2 separate regions of the Homo sapiens genome follow, and region 2 is linked to region 1. The links are chromatin contacts, found by Hi-C or POLR2A ChIA-PET in ENCODE. All regions are on one chromosome and are shown on one strand. The core of a region is the stretch at or near the end of the contact, and the rest is flanking DNA. Distances in the headings are between cores, read along the strand shown. Region 1 overlaps ASRGL1 (asparaginase and isoaspartyl peptidase 1). Region 2 holds the start of ZBTB3 (zinc finger and BTB domain containing 3).

Evidence for each region. Hi-C counts contacts between places; a loop is a spot of excess contacts on that map. ChIA-PET counts read pairs that join two places held with the same protein, here RNA polymerase II (POLR2A). Pooled maps may share reads with other maps.
Region 2: a pooled map shows a loop between it and region 1 (2.3-fold over the local background). The contact joins the promoter of ZBTB3 here to the enhancer-like site in region 1. A Hi-C loop is called at or near these places in 2 of 168 maps with a recorded cell type or tissue (K562 and PC-9), 2 of 37 single-sample maps with no recorded cell type and 7 of 50 pooled maps. POLR2A ChIA-PET finds 5 or more read pairs at or near these places in 6 of 52 experiments (A673, H1, HepG2 and 2 more).

The regions. Positions count from the first base shown.
Region 1 is chr11:62,377,024-62,383,132 of GRCh38, reverse strand. The region is part of intron 4 of ASRGL1 (asparaginase and isoaspartyl peptidase 1); the gene reads right to left. Among named protein-coding and RNA genes, the nearest start is that of SCGB1A1, 39 kb to the left of the region's middle. RefSeq lists enhancers at 1-422, 423-988. Within about 2 kb of position 2,163, at least 2 of the 41 ENCODE cell types and tissues checked have a DNase peak (open chromatin) inside an H3K27ac peak, as active enhancers do.
Region 2 is chr11:62,752,042-62,758,339 of GRCh38, reverse strand. It overlaps ZBTB3 (zinc finger and BTB domain containing 3), which reads left to right and starts at 4,180. Exons shown (of 2, transcript NM_001370809.1): 1 at 4,180-4,376; 2 at 4,625-6,298. The coding sequence starts at 4,676. The coding sequence ends at 6,250. RefSeq lists enhancers at 987-1,513, 2,892-3,769, 4,650-5,527.

The sequences.
Region 1 (6,109 bases), core at 914-3,413:
TACTGATTTTTACATTATCACACTCAAATACTATATGGATTTGTGGGGAAACGAAAGAGATCAGGCTGTTACTGTGTCTATGTAGAAAGAAGTAGACATAAGAGACTCTATTTTGTTCTGTACTAAGAAAAATTCTTCTGCCTTGAGATGCTGTTAATCTGTAACCCTACCCCAACCCTGTGTCGCAGAGACGTGCTGTGTTGACTCAAGGTTTAATGGATTTAGGGCTATGCAGGCTGTGCTTTGTTAAAAAAGTGCTTGAAGGCAGTATGCTTGTTAAAAGTCATTACCATTCTCTAATTTCAAGTACCCAGGGACACAATACACTGCGGAAGGCTGCAGGGACCTCTGCCTAGGAAAGCCAGGTATTGTCCAAGGTTTCTCCCCATGTGATAGCCTGAGATATGGCCTTGTGGGAAGGGAAAGACCTGACCGTCCCCCAGCCCGACACTGTCCCCCAGCCCGACACCCCACCCGTAAAGGGTCTGTGCTGAGGAGCATTAGTAAAAGAGGAAGGCCTCTTTGCAGTTGTGATAAGAGGAAGGCATCTGTCTCCTGCTTGTCCCTGGGCAATAGAATGTCTGGGTTTAAAACCCGATTGTATGTTCTATTTACTGAGATAGGAGAAAACAGCCTTAGGGCTGGAGGTGAGAGGTGCTAGCGACAATACTGCTCTTTAATGTTTGTATACATGCACATCAAGGCATAGCACCTTTCCTTATTTATGACACAGAGACATTTGTTCACATGTTTTCCTGCTGACCCTCTCCTCTCTATTAACTTATTGTCCTGCCACATCCCCCTCTCCAGATGGTAGAGATAATGATCAGTAAATACTGAGGGAACTCAGAGACTGTTGCCGGTGGGGGTCCTCCGTATGCTGAGCACCGGTCCCCTGGGCCCACTTTTTTTTCTCTATACGTTGTCTCTGTCTCTCCTGCCTCAGCCTCCTGAGTAGCTGGGACTACAGGCACCCGCCACTGGGCCCGGCTAATTTTTTGTATTTTTAGTAGAGATGGGGTTTCACCCTGTTAGCCAGGATGGTCTCGATCTCCTGACCTCGTGATCCACCGGCCTCGGCCTCCCAAAGTGCGGGGATTACAGGCGTGACCCACCGCACCCAGCCTCTTATTTCTTTTCTCAGTCTCTCGTCCCACCTGATGAGAAACGCCCACAGGTGTAGAGGGGCTGGCCACCCCTTCATCTGGTGCCCAACGTGGGTGCTTTTCTCTAGGGTGAAGGTGAGCTAGAGCGTGGTCATTGAGAACAAGTTGATGAGAGATTCCCGAGTACGTCTACAGTCAGTCTTGTGGTAAGCTTGTGCCCTCGGAAGAACCTAGGGTAACAATGGGGCAAACTGAAAGTAAATATGCCTCTTATCTCAGCTTTATTAAAATTCTTTTAAAAAGGGGGGAGTTAGAGTCTCTACAAAAAAATCTAATCACGCTATTTCAAACAGTAGAACAATTCTGCCCATGGTTTCTAGAACAGGGAACTTTAGATCTAAAAGATTGGGAAAAAATTGGCAAAGAATTAAAACAAGCAAGTAGGAAGGGTAAAATCATCCCACTTACCGTATGGAATGATTGGGCCATTATTAAAGCAGCTAATTTAGAACTGTTTCAAACAGGAGAAGATAGCGTTTCAGTTGCTGATGCCCCTGAAAGCTGTGTAATAGATTGTGAAGAATAGGCAGGGATAGAATCCCAGAAAGGAATGGAAAGTTCAAAAGTTCACATTGTAAATATGTAGCAGAGTCTGTAATGGCTCGGTCAATGCAAAATGTTGACTACAATCAATTACAGGAGGTAATATATCCTGAAGCATTAGAATTAGAAGAAAAAGGTCCAGAATTAGCGGGGCCATCAGAGTCTAAACCATGATGGCCAACTCCTCTTCCAGCGGTTCAGATGCCTGTAACATTACAACCTCAAATGCAGGTTAGACAAGTACAAACCCCAAGAGAATATCAAATAGAGAGTCTCTGTCATGGCAACGCCAATCCAAATACAGTATCCACAATATCAGCCGGTAGAAAATAAGACCCAACCGCCAGTAGCCTATCAATACTGGCCGCCAGCCGAACTTCAGTATCGGCCGCCCCCAGAAAATCAGTATGGACAGCCAGGAGTGTTTCCAGCACCACAGGGCAGGGCGCTATAGCCTCAGCCGCCCACTATAAGACTTTATCCTACAGCACCACCTAGTGGACAAGGTAGTGCATTACATAAAATTATTGATAAGGCAAGGAAACAAGGAGATATTGAGGCGTGGCAATTCCCAGTACCGATGCCACCTGGAGAAGGGGCCCAAGAAGGAGCGCCTACCCTAGTTGGGGCCAGATATGAGTCCTTTTCTATAAAAATGTTAAAAGATATGAAAGAGGGAGTAAAACAGTATGGACCCAACTCCCCTTATATGAGAACATTATTAGGTTCCACTGCTCATGGACATAGACTCATTCCTTATGATTGGGAGATTTTGGCCAAATCATCACTCTCACTGTCTCAATTTTTACAATTTAAGAGTTGGTGGATTGATGGGGCACAAGAACAGGTCTGAAGTAATAGGGCTGCCAATCCTCCAGTTAACATAGATGCAGATCAACTATTAGGAAAAGGTCAAAATTGGAGCACTACTAATCAACAAGCAATAATGCAAAATGAGGCCATTGAGCAAGTTAGAGCTATCTGCCTTAGGGCCTGGGAAAAAAATCCAAGACCCAGGAACCACCTGCCCCTCATTCAATACAATAAGACAAGGCTCTAAAAAGCCCTACCCTGATTTTGTGGCAAGGCTCCGAGATGCTGCTCAAAAGTCAATTACCGATGAAAATGCCCGTAAGGTCATAGTGGAGTTGATGGCATATGGAAACGCCAATCCTGAGTGTCAATCAGCCACTAAGCCATTAAAAGGGAAGGTTCCCACAGGATCAGATGTAATCTCAGAGTACGTAAAAGCCTATGATGGAATTGGAGGAGCTATGCATAAAACTATGCTTATGGCTCAAGCAATAATGGGAGTTGCTTTAGGAGGACAAGTTAGAACATTTGGGGGAAAATGTTATAATTGTGGTCAAATTGGTCATCTAAAAAAGAATTGCCCAGCCTCAAAAAAACAAAATATAACTATTCAAGCTACTACAACAACAACAGATAAAGAGCCACCCGACTTATGTCCAAGATGTAAAAAAGAAAAACACTATTAGAATTCTATCAAATTCTAAATTTGATAGAAATGGGCAACTATTGTCAGGAAACAGCAAAGGGGCCAGCCTCAGGCCCTGCAACAAACTGGGGCATTCCCAGTTCAGCCCTTTGTTCCTCAGGGTTTTCAGGGACAACAACCCCCACTGTCACAAGTGCCTCAGGGAATGAGCCAGTTACCACAATACAACAATTGTCCCCTGCCACAAGCGGCAGTGTAGCAGTAGATTTATGTACTATACAAGCAGTCTCTCTGCTTTCAGGGGAGCCCCCACAAAAAATTCCCACAGGGGTATATGGCCCCCTGCCTGAGGGGACTGTAGGACTAATCTTAGGAAGATCAAGTCTAAATCTAAAGGGAGTTCAAATTCATACTGGTGTGGTTGATTCAGACTACAAAGGTGAAATTCAATTGGTTATTAGCTCCTCAATTCCTTGCAGTGCCAGTCCAGGAGACAGGATTGCTCAGTTGTTACTCCTGCCTTATATTAAGGTTGGAAACAGTGAGATAAATAGAAAGGAGGGTTTGGAAGCACTGATCCGGCAGGAAAGGCTGCATATTGGGCAAGTCAGTTCTCAGAGAGCAGACCTGTGTGTAAGGCCATTATTCAAGGAAAACAGTTTGAAGGGTTGGTAGACACTGGAGCAGATGTCTCTATCATTGCTTTAAACCAGTGGCCAAAAAATTGGCCTAAATGAAAGGCTGTTACAGGACTTGTCGGCGTAGGCACTCCTCAGAAGTGTATCAAAGTACTATTACATTGTTTAGGGCCGGATAATCAAGAAAGTACTGTTCAACCAATGATTACTTCAATGATTACTTCAACCAATGATTACTTCATCTGTGGGGTTGAGATTTATTACAACAATGGGGTGCAGAAATCACTATGCCTGCTCCATTATACAGCCTCAGGAGTCAAAAAATCATGACTAATATGGGATATATACCAGGAAAGGGACTAGGAAAAAATGAAAATGGCATTAAAGTTCCACTTGAGACTGAGAGAAATCAAGAAAGAAAAGGAATAGGGTATCCTTTTTAGGGGTGGCCACTGTAGAGCCTCCTAAACCCATTCCATTAACTTGGAAAACAGAAAAACCGGTATGGGTAAATCAGTGGCCGCTACCAAAACAAAAACTGGAGGCTTTACATTTATTAGCAAAGGAACAATTAGAAAAGGGACATATTGAGCCTTCGTTCTCGCCTTGGAATTCTCCTGTGTTTGTAATTCAAAAAAAATCCGGCAGATGGCATAAGTTAACTGACTTAAGAGCCGTAAATGCCGTAATTCAACCCATGGGGCCTCTCCAACCCGGGTTGCCCTCTCTGGCCATGATCCCAAAAGACTGGCCTTTAATTATAATTGATCTGAAGGACTGCTTTTTTACCATCCCTCTGGCGGAGCAGGATTATGAAAAATTTGCCTTTACTATACCAGCCATAAATAATAAAGAACCAGCCACCAGATTTCAGTGGAAAGTGTTACCTCAGGGAATGCTTAATAGTCCAACTATTTGTCAAGCTCTTCAACCAGTTAGAGACAAGTTTTCAGACTGTTATATCATTCACTATGTTGATGATATTTTATGTGCTGCAGAAATGAGAGACAAATTAATTAACTGTTATACATTTCTGCAAGCAGAGGTTGCCAATGCTGGACTGGCAATAGCATCTGATAAGATTCAAACCTCTACTCCTTTTCATTACTTAGGGATGCAAATAGAATATAGAAAAATTAAGCTACAAAAAATAGAAATAAGAAAAGACACATTAAAAACATTAAATGACTTTCAAAAATTGCTAGGAGATATTAATTGGATTCGGCCAACTCTAGGCATTCCTACTTATGTCACGTCAAATTTGTTCTCTATCTTAAGAGGAGACCCAGATTTAAATAGTAAAAGAATATTCACTCCAGAGGCAACAAAAAAAATTAAATTAGTGGAAGAAAAAATTCAACCAGCACAAATAAATAGAATAGATCCCTTAGCCCCACTCCAACTTTTGATTTTTGCTACTGCACATTCTCCAGCAGGCATCAATGTTCAAAATACTGATCTTGTGGAGTGGTCATTCCTTCCTCACAGTACAATTAAGACTTTTACATTGTACTTGGATCAAATAGTTACATTAATTGGTCAGGCAAAATTACGAATAATAAAATTGTGTGGAAATGACCCAGACAAAATAGTTGTTCCTTTAAACAAGGAACGAGTTAGACAAGCCTTTATCAATTCTGGTGCATGGCAGATTGGTCTTACTGATTTTGTGGGAATTACTGATAATCATTACCCCAAAACAAAAATCGTCCAGTTCTTAAAATTGACTACTTGGATTTTACCTAAAATTACGAGACATGAACCTTTAGAAAATGCTCTGACGGTGTTTACTGATGGTTCCAGCAATGGAAAGGCAGCTTACATAGGGCCAAAAGAGCAAGTAATCAAAACTCATTATCAATCGGCTCAAAGAGCTGAGTTGGTTGCAGTCTTTACAGTGTTACAAGATTTTAATCAACCTATTAATATTGTATCAGATTCTGCATATGTAGTACAGGCTACAAGGGATGTTGAGACAGCTCTAATTAAATATAGCATGGATGATCAGTTAAACCAGCTGTTCAATTTATTACAACAAACTGTAAGAAACAGAAATTTCCCATTTTACATTACTCATATTTGGGCACACACTAATTTACCAGGGCCTTTAACTAAAGCAAATGAACAAGCTGACTTACTGGTACCATCTGCATTCATAAAAGCACAAGAACTTCATGCTTTGACTCATATAAATGCAGCAGGATTAAAAAACAAATTTGACGTCACATGGAAACAGGCAAAAAATATTGTACAACATTGCACCCAGTGTCAAGTCCTACACCTGCCCACTCAAGAGGCAGGAG
Region 2 (6,298 bases), core at 2,931-5,430, 370 kb before region 1:
TGATATTGTGAAATATACGTTTCTTTGACCCTATTTTCTGCCATACAACTCCTAAATCTCTAAAGTGATTTTTTTGGTATGCTAATGTTAACTGATGGCTGGCAGGCCCTAGGTAGCTTCCGGATGGGGGCTGGTCACCATAAAGAGCAGGGCATGATTGGAAGGTTGGGGTTTTCAGCCCACCCCCAACTTCTGGGGAGTGGAGGGGGTGCTGAACTGTTGAGTTGATCACCAATGGCCAATCGTTTCAGCAGTCATGCTTGCATAATGAAGCATCCACAAAAATCCAAAAGGACTGGGTTCAGAGATTCCACATAGCTGAACACCTGGAGGTTCCTGGAAGGTGGCACACCGGAAGAGGGCTCGGAAGCTCCACATCCCTTCCCCCATACCTCACCCTAGGCACCTCTTCATCTGCATCCTTTCAAATAGCCTCTATAATAAACCAGTAAAGGTAAGTAGGTGTTTCCCTGATTTCTATGAGCCACCCTAGCAAGTTAACCAAGCCCAAGTAGAGTTGTGGGGGCCTAGATTTACAGCTGGTCAGTCAGAGGCATAGGTAAAACAGCCTGGGGCTTTTGACTAGCATCAGAAGTCAGGGGCCATGTCTGGTAAACAATAATTTGATTTAAAAAAAAAAAAAAAGGAAGGGAGGGAGGGAGGGAGGCAGGGGAAAGAGAGAGACAAGAGAGAGAAAGAAGAAAAGAAAAAGGGGAAAAGAGAGAGAGAAAAGAAAGAGAGAGACAGAGAGAGACAAATAAAGAGACAAAGAAAGAAATAGAAAGAAAGGAAAGAAAGGAAGGAAGGAAGGAAGGAAGGAAGGAAGGAAGGAAGGAAGGAGAAAGGAAAAGAAAAGGAAGGAAAAGAAAAGAAATAAAAGAAAAAAGGAGAGAAAAGAAACTAGTACCGGGGGGCCGGTGGGGAGGGCGGTCTTGAGATCTGCACCCTAAACATTTGAGATCTGAGGTTATCTCCAGGTAGACAGTGTTGGCATTAAACAAGAGGACACCCAGCTGGAACTGCTTGCTTGTGGACTGGGGAAAAAACCAACACATTTGGTCACACAGTAGCCTTCTTTGTTGATTGTTGTGGTGGTGTGAGAGGAGAGAAAAACAGTGTCTCCCCCCAACCCCCCTGTAAAACAATGCCATTATTCTCACGACATATTTATTGATTTTGGTAAATAGTTATTTTTCCATCTCTATTTTAAAAAAATACATATATATATATATATATATATATATATATATATATATATATATATATGCCGGGGGCGGTGGCTGACGCCTGTAATCCCAACACTTTGGGAGGCCGAGACGGGCGGATCACCCGAGGTTGGGAGTTCGAGACCAGCCTGACCAACATGGAGAAACCTTGTCTCTACTAGAAATACAAAATTAGCCGGGTGTGGTGGCGCATGCCTGTAATCCCAGCACTTTGGGAGGCAGAGGCGGGTGGATCATGAGGTCAGGAGATCGAGACCATCCTGGCTAACACAGTGAAACCCCGTCTCTACTAATAATACAAAAAATTAGCTGGGCGTGGTGGCCGGCGCCTGTAGTCCCAGCTACTCAGGAGGCTGAGGCAGGAGAATGGCGTGAACCCGGGAGGCGGAGCTTCCAGTGAGCCAAGATCGTGCCACTGCACTCCAGCCTGGGCGACAGAGCGACACACTGTCTCAAAACAAACAAAACAAACAAATATAAATATATATGAGGCCAGGCAAGGTGGCTCATGCCTGTAATCACAACACTTTGGGAGGCCAAAGTGGGTGGATCACCTGAGGGGTCAGAACTGCAATGAGACAAGATCACCCCACCGCACTCCAGCCTGGGCAACAGAGCAAGACGCAAAAAAAGAAAAATAAATGAAAATTAAATTAAATTAAAAATTAAAAAGGTCAGGCTTGGTGGCTGACACCTGTAATCTCAGCATTTTGGGAGGCCAAGCTGGGAGGATCACGTGAGCCCAGGAGTTCAAGACCAGCCTGGGCAACACAGAGTCCCCCTTCTCTATTTACAACATATACATACATATATTTTTATATGTATATAATTTATATATTTATATTTACATATATGTATATATAAAAACATATATATATTTTTTGAGATGGATTCTCCTGCCTCAGCCTCCCAAGTAGCTGGGATTATAGGTGCCAAGCTAATTTTTATATTTTTATTATTATTATTTATTTATTCTTTTTTTTTTTGAGATGGAATTTCACTCTTGTTGCCCAGGCTGGAGTGCAACGGCACGATCTCGGCTCACTACAACCTCCGCCCCCCAAGTTCAAGTGATTCTCCCGTCTCAGCCTCCCAAGTAGCTGAGATTACAGACATGCGCCACCACACCCTGCTAATTTTTGTACTTTTAATAGAGACAGGGTTTCTCCATGTTGGTCAGGCTGGTCTCGAACTCTCGACCTCAGGTGATCCACCTGCCTCGGACTCCCAAAGTGCTGGGATTACAGGCATGAGCCACTGTGCCCGGCCCATTTCTTAGTTTTAATTCCTATACAGTAAATATTGTATGGCTTGTAAGAATGAACACAGTGTCTTGAAGAGGCATGATCTCAAGCTAAGGCCAACATATCCTGAATGTATGTAGCACAAGTTTGTTGTATAGATGAACTCTCCCTAATTCTGGTTAGGTCTGATCGGAGGGCCTGACTGCAGAATAAAGTAGAGATGCTTAGGGTGGTGGGTGAAGGAGTGAGGATTAGGGCACCGAGTTTACTCCTCTAGTAACACTACCTGGGTCAGACGGGGCAGTTATCAGTGACTCCCAACTTATAGCCTTTTCCTCTGGGTGTGTAGAGACTCTCAAAGATTTCTTCAGTAGACACGGTTTTTGCTTCTTCTCTCCTGTCCTGGGACATTTTATGATCCTGACCCCATTCTTACCCTTCCTACCAGCACCTGCTCAGCACGCTCTGGAAACAAAGAACACTCTATCCTCTCACTGTAAATTGACTGTAGAGTCCAGGCTAGGGACACCACGACATCATCCCTGTAGCTGCTAGTTCTTTCATGCCATCACTGAGCCGGGAGCCCCGGAAACTTAGCTTGGAGGAGTGGAGCAGTAGGGCATCTTAAAATGTTTTTTTGTTTGTTTGTTTTAGATGGAGTTTTGCTCTGTCTCCCAGGCTGGAGTGCAGTGGCGCTATCTTGGCTCACTGCAACCTCTGCCTCCTGGGTTCAAGAGATTCTCCTGCCTCAGCCTCCCTAGAAGCTGGGATTTCAGGCACGCGCCACCATGCCCAGCTGATTTTTGTATTTTTAGTAGAGATGGGGTTTCACTATGTTGGCCAGGCTGCTCTTGAACTCCGGACCTCAAGTGATCTGCCCGTCTCAGCCTCCCAAACTGCTGGGATTAAAGGCGTGAGCCACCGAACCCGGCAAATCTTAGAATTTTTGAGAGGAAGGGACCTTCAAGAGACAAACGCAGTTCAGGGACGTGGGGCTATTGCCCACAGTCACCAGTTGGTTCTCTTTTTTTGGGGGGGTGGGGGGATAGGGTCTTACTCTGTCGCCCAGGCTGGAGTGCAGTGGCACGATCTTGACTCACTGCAACCTCCGCCTCCCGGGTTCAAGTGATTCTCCTGCTTCAGCCTCCCCAGTAGCTGGGATTACAGGCGCGCGCCCCCAAGACCTGCTAATTTTTGTATTTTTAGTAGAGACGGGGTTTCAGCATGTTGGCCAGGCTGGTATCGAACTCCTGACCCCAAGTGATCCGCCCTCCTCGGCCTCCCAGAGTCCTGGGATTACAGGCGTGAAGCACTGCGCCTGGCCTAGTTGGTTCTCTTTTTCCCTGTCAGCCTGTAGCGGGAGTGGCTTGCTGTCAGCTCGGGTCCGACACTGCAGGGTTCCCGACCTCCAGCCTCGCCAGGAGAGCGCCGCGTTCAGCGACTCGGAGCCGGGTACCTCCTGCCTGCTGGATTAGGTAGAAGGAGAAGCTCAGCCAATCCTGAGGGCTCGGAGGCAAGGAAGGCGGGACGAAGAGGAAAAGTTGAGGACAGGAGCGTCACCCAATCCAACGCCTGACTGCAAAAGCGATGGCGGCGAGCACCCAATTGTAGACGGCAGTTAGAGGGAGGATGGTTAGTGGAGAGCGGACCAATCCGTGACAGGGGAGGGCAATCTTAAGCCAATTAAAGCTGAGAAGGTGGGAAGGGGCGGAGCTCGCCCTGTGGCTGCTCGGTGGTGGGTGAGGTATCAGCTTTCTCCGCTAGTTCCCACCCTGGTAGTCCTTAGCCCCTGGAATGCGTGAGGGAGATGCTTAGGGAGTTCTCGAAGTGGGGCGTAGAGGCATCGCCTGGCAAGGCCTGGGAGCGAAAAAGATCTCTACTTCGTGGAGCCGTTGGACGCTACCGGGTGGGCATCAAGGAAGCGGAGGGTGGCTAAGGGGCGGGACTTCCGGGGGCAGGGCTTATCGGACGGGGGTGGGGCCTGTTCTAAGGTTAGGCCGAGGTGGGCGGAGCTAATGGGAGAGCTTTGGGTGTGACCTAGGAGAAAGAAGGGCAGTAACTTAAGCGATTGTTTTGGAGTGGCAAGTGATAGTTAAGGGCTGATAAGGTTGCTGGGGAGGTTACCTGTCTTAACTCACTGCCCTTTTTTCTCAGGGAGCCACTGGTGGGGACCTTTTTTGGGCCCCCTTTCCTTCGTGGGGTACTATGGAGTTCCCAGAACACAGTCAGCAGCTGCTGCAGAGCCTCCGGGAGCAGCGGTCCCAGGGTTTCCTTTGTGACTGCACCGTGATGGTGGGTAGTACCCAGTTCTTGGCCCATCGGGCTGTGCTGGCCTCCTGCAGCCCATTCTTCCAGCTTTTCTACAAGGAGCGGGAATTGGACAAGAGGGATCTGGTGTGTATTCACAATGAAATTGTCACAGCCCCAGCCTTTGGGCTGCTTCTGGACTTTATGTATGCTGGCCAGCTGACCCTGAGAGGGGATACCCCTGTGGAGGATGTGCTGGCAGCTGCCAGCTACTTGCACATGAATGACATCGTCAAGGTGTGTAAGCGGCGGCTTCAAGCCCGGGCCCTGGCAGAGGCAGACAGTACCAAGAAGGAGGAGGAAACCAACTCACAGCTTCCTAGTTTGGAGTTTTTGTCTAGTACTTCCCGTGGCACCCAACCTTCGTTGGCATCTGCTGAGACATCAGGCCACTGGGGCAAAGGGGAATGGAAAGGCTCTGCTGCTCCCTCACCTACTGTCCGTCCTCCAGATGAGCCACCAATGTCTAGTGGGGCTGACACTACACAGCCTGGCATGGAGGTTGACGCACCACATCTGCGGGCACCTCATCCACCAGTGGCTGATGTCTCTCTTGCCAGCCCTAGTAGCTCCACTGAGACCATTCCTACAAACTACTTCTCTTCTGGCATCTCAGCAGTTTCATTGGAGCCACTGCCATCTCTTGATGTGGGTCCTGAGAGTCTGAGGGTGGTGGAACCAAAGGATCCTGGAGGACCACTGCAAGGCTTCTATCCCCCAGCCTCAGCCCCAACGTCAGCCCCAGCCCCTGTCTCAGCTCCAGTTCCATCCCAGGCTCCAGCCCCAGCTGAAGCTGAGCTGGTCCAGGTGAAAGTTGAAGCTATTGTGATCTCTGATGAAGAGACTGATGTGTCAGATGAACAGCCTCAGGGTCCTGAGAGAGCTTTCCCATCTGGAGGAGCAGTGTATGGGGCACAGCCCTCCCAGCCAGAGGCTTTTGAAGACCCAGGGGCAGCAGGACTGGAGGAGGTGGGGCCAAGTGACCACTTCCTGCCAACAGACCCTCATCTACCCTACCATCTGCTGCCAGGTGCAGGGCAGTATCATCGAGGACTGGTGACCTCACCTCTGCCTGCACCCGCATCCCTGCATGAGCCACTTTACCTGTCTTCTGAGTACGAAGCAGCTCCAGGAAGCTTTGGGGTTTTTACTGAGGATGTTCCCACCTGCAAGACATGTGGGAAGACCTTCTCATGCTCTTACACACTACGGCGACATGCCACGGTGCACACACGTGAGCGACCCTATGAGTGCCGCTACTGCCTGCGGAGCTACACGCAGTCAGGGGACCTCTACCGCCACATCCGCAAGGCTCACAATGAGGACCTGGCCAAACGCAGCAAACCAGATCCAGAAGTGGGACCCCTTCTAGGGGTGCAGCCTCTCCCTGGCTCCCCAACAGCAGACAGACAGAGCAGCAGTGGTGGAGGGCCACCTAAAGATTTTGTATTGGCCCCAAAAACTAACATCTAAGGGAGCATGAGCTGATGCTAGGCTGCTCTTACCATCCTTAGATGGCAG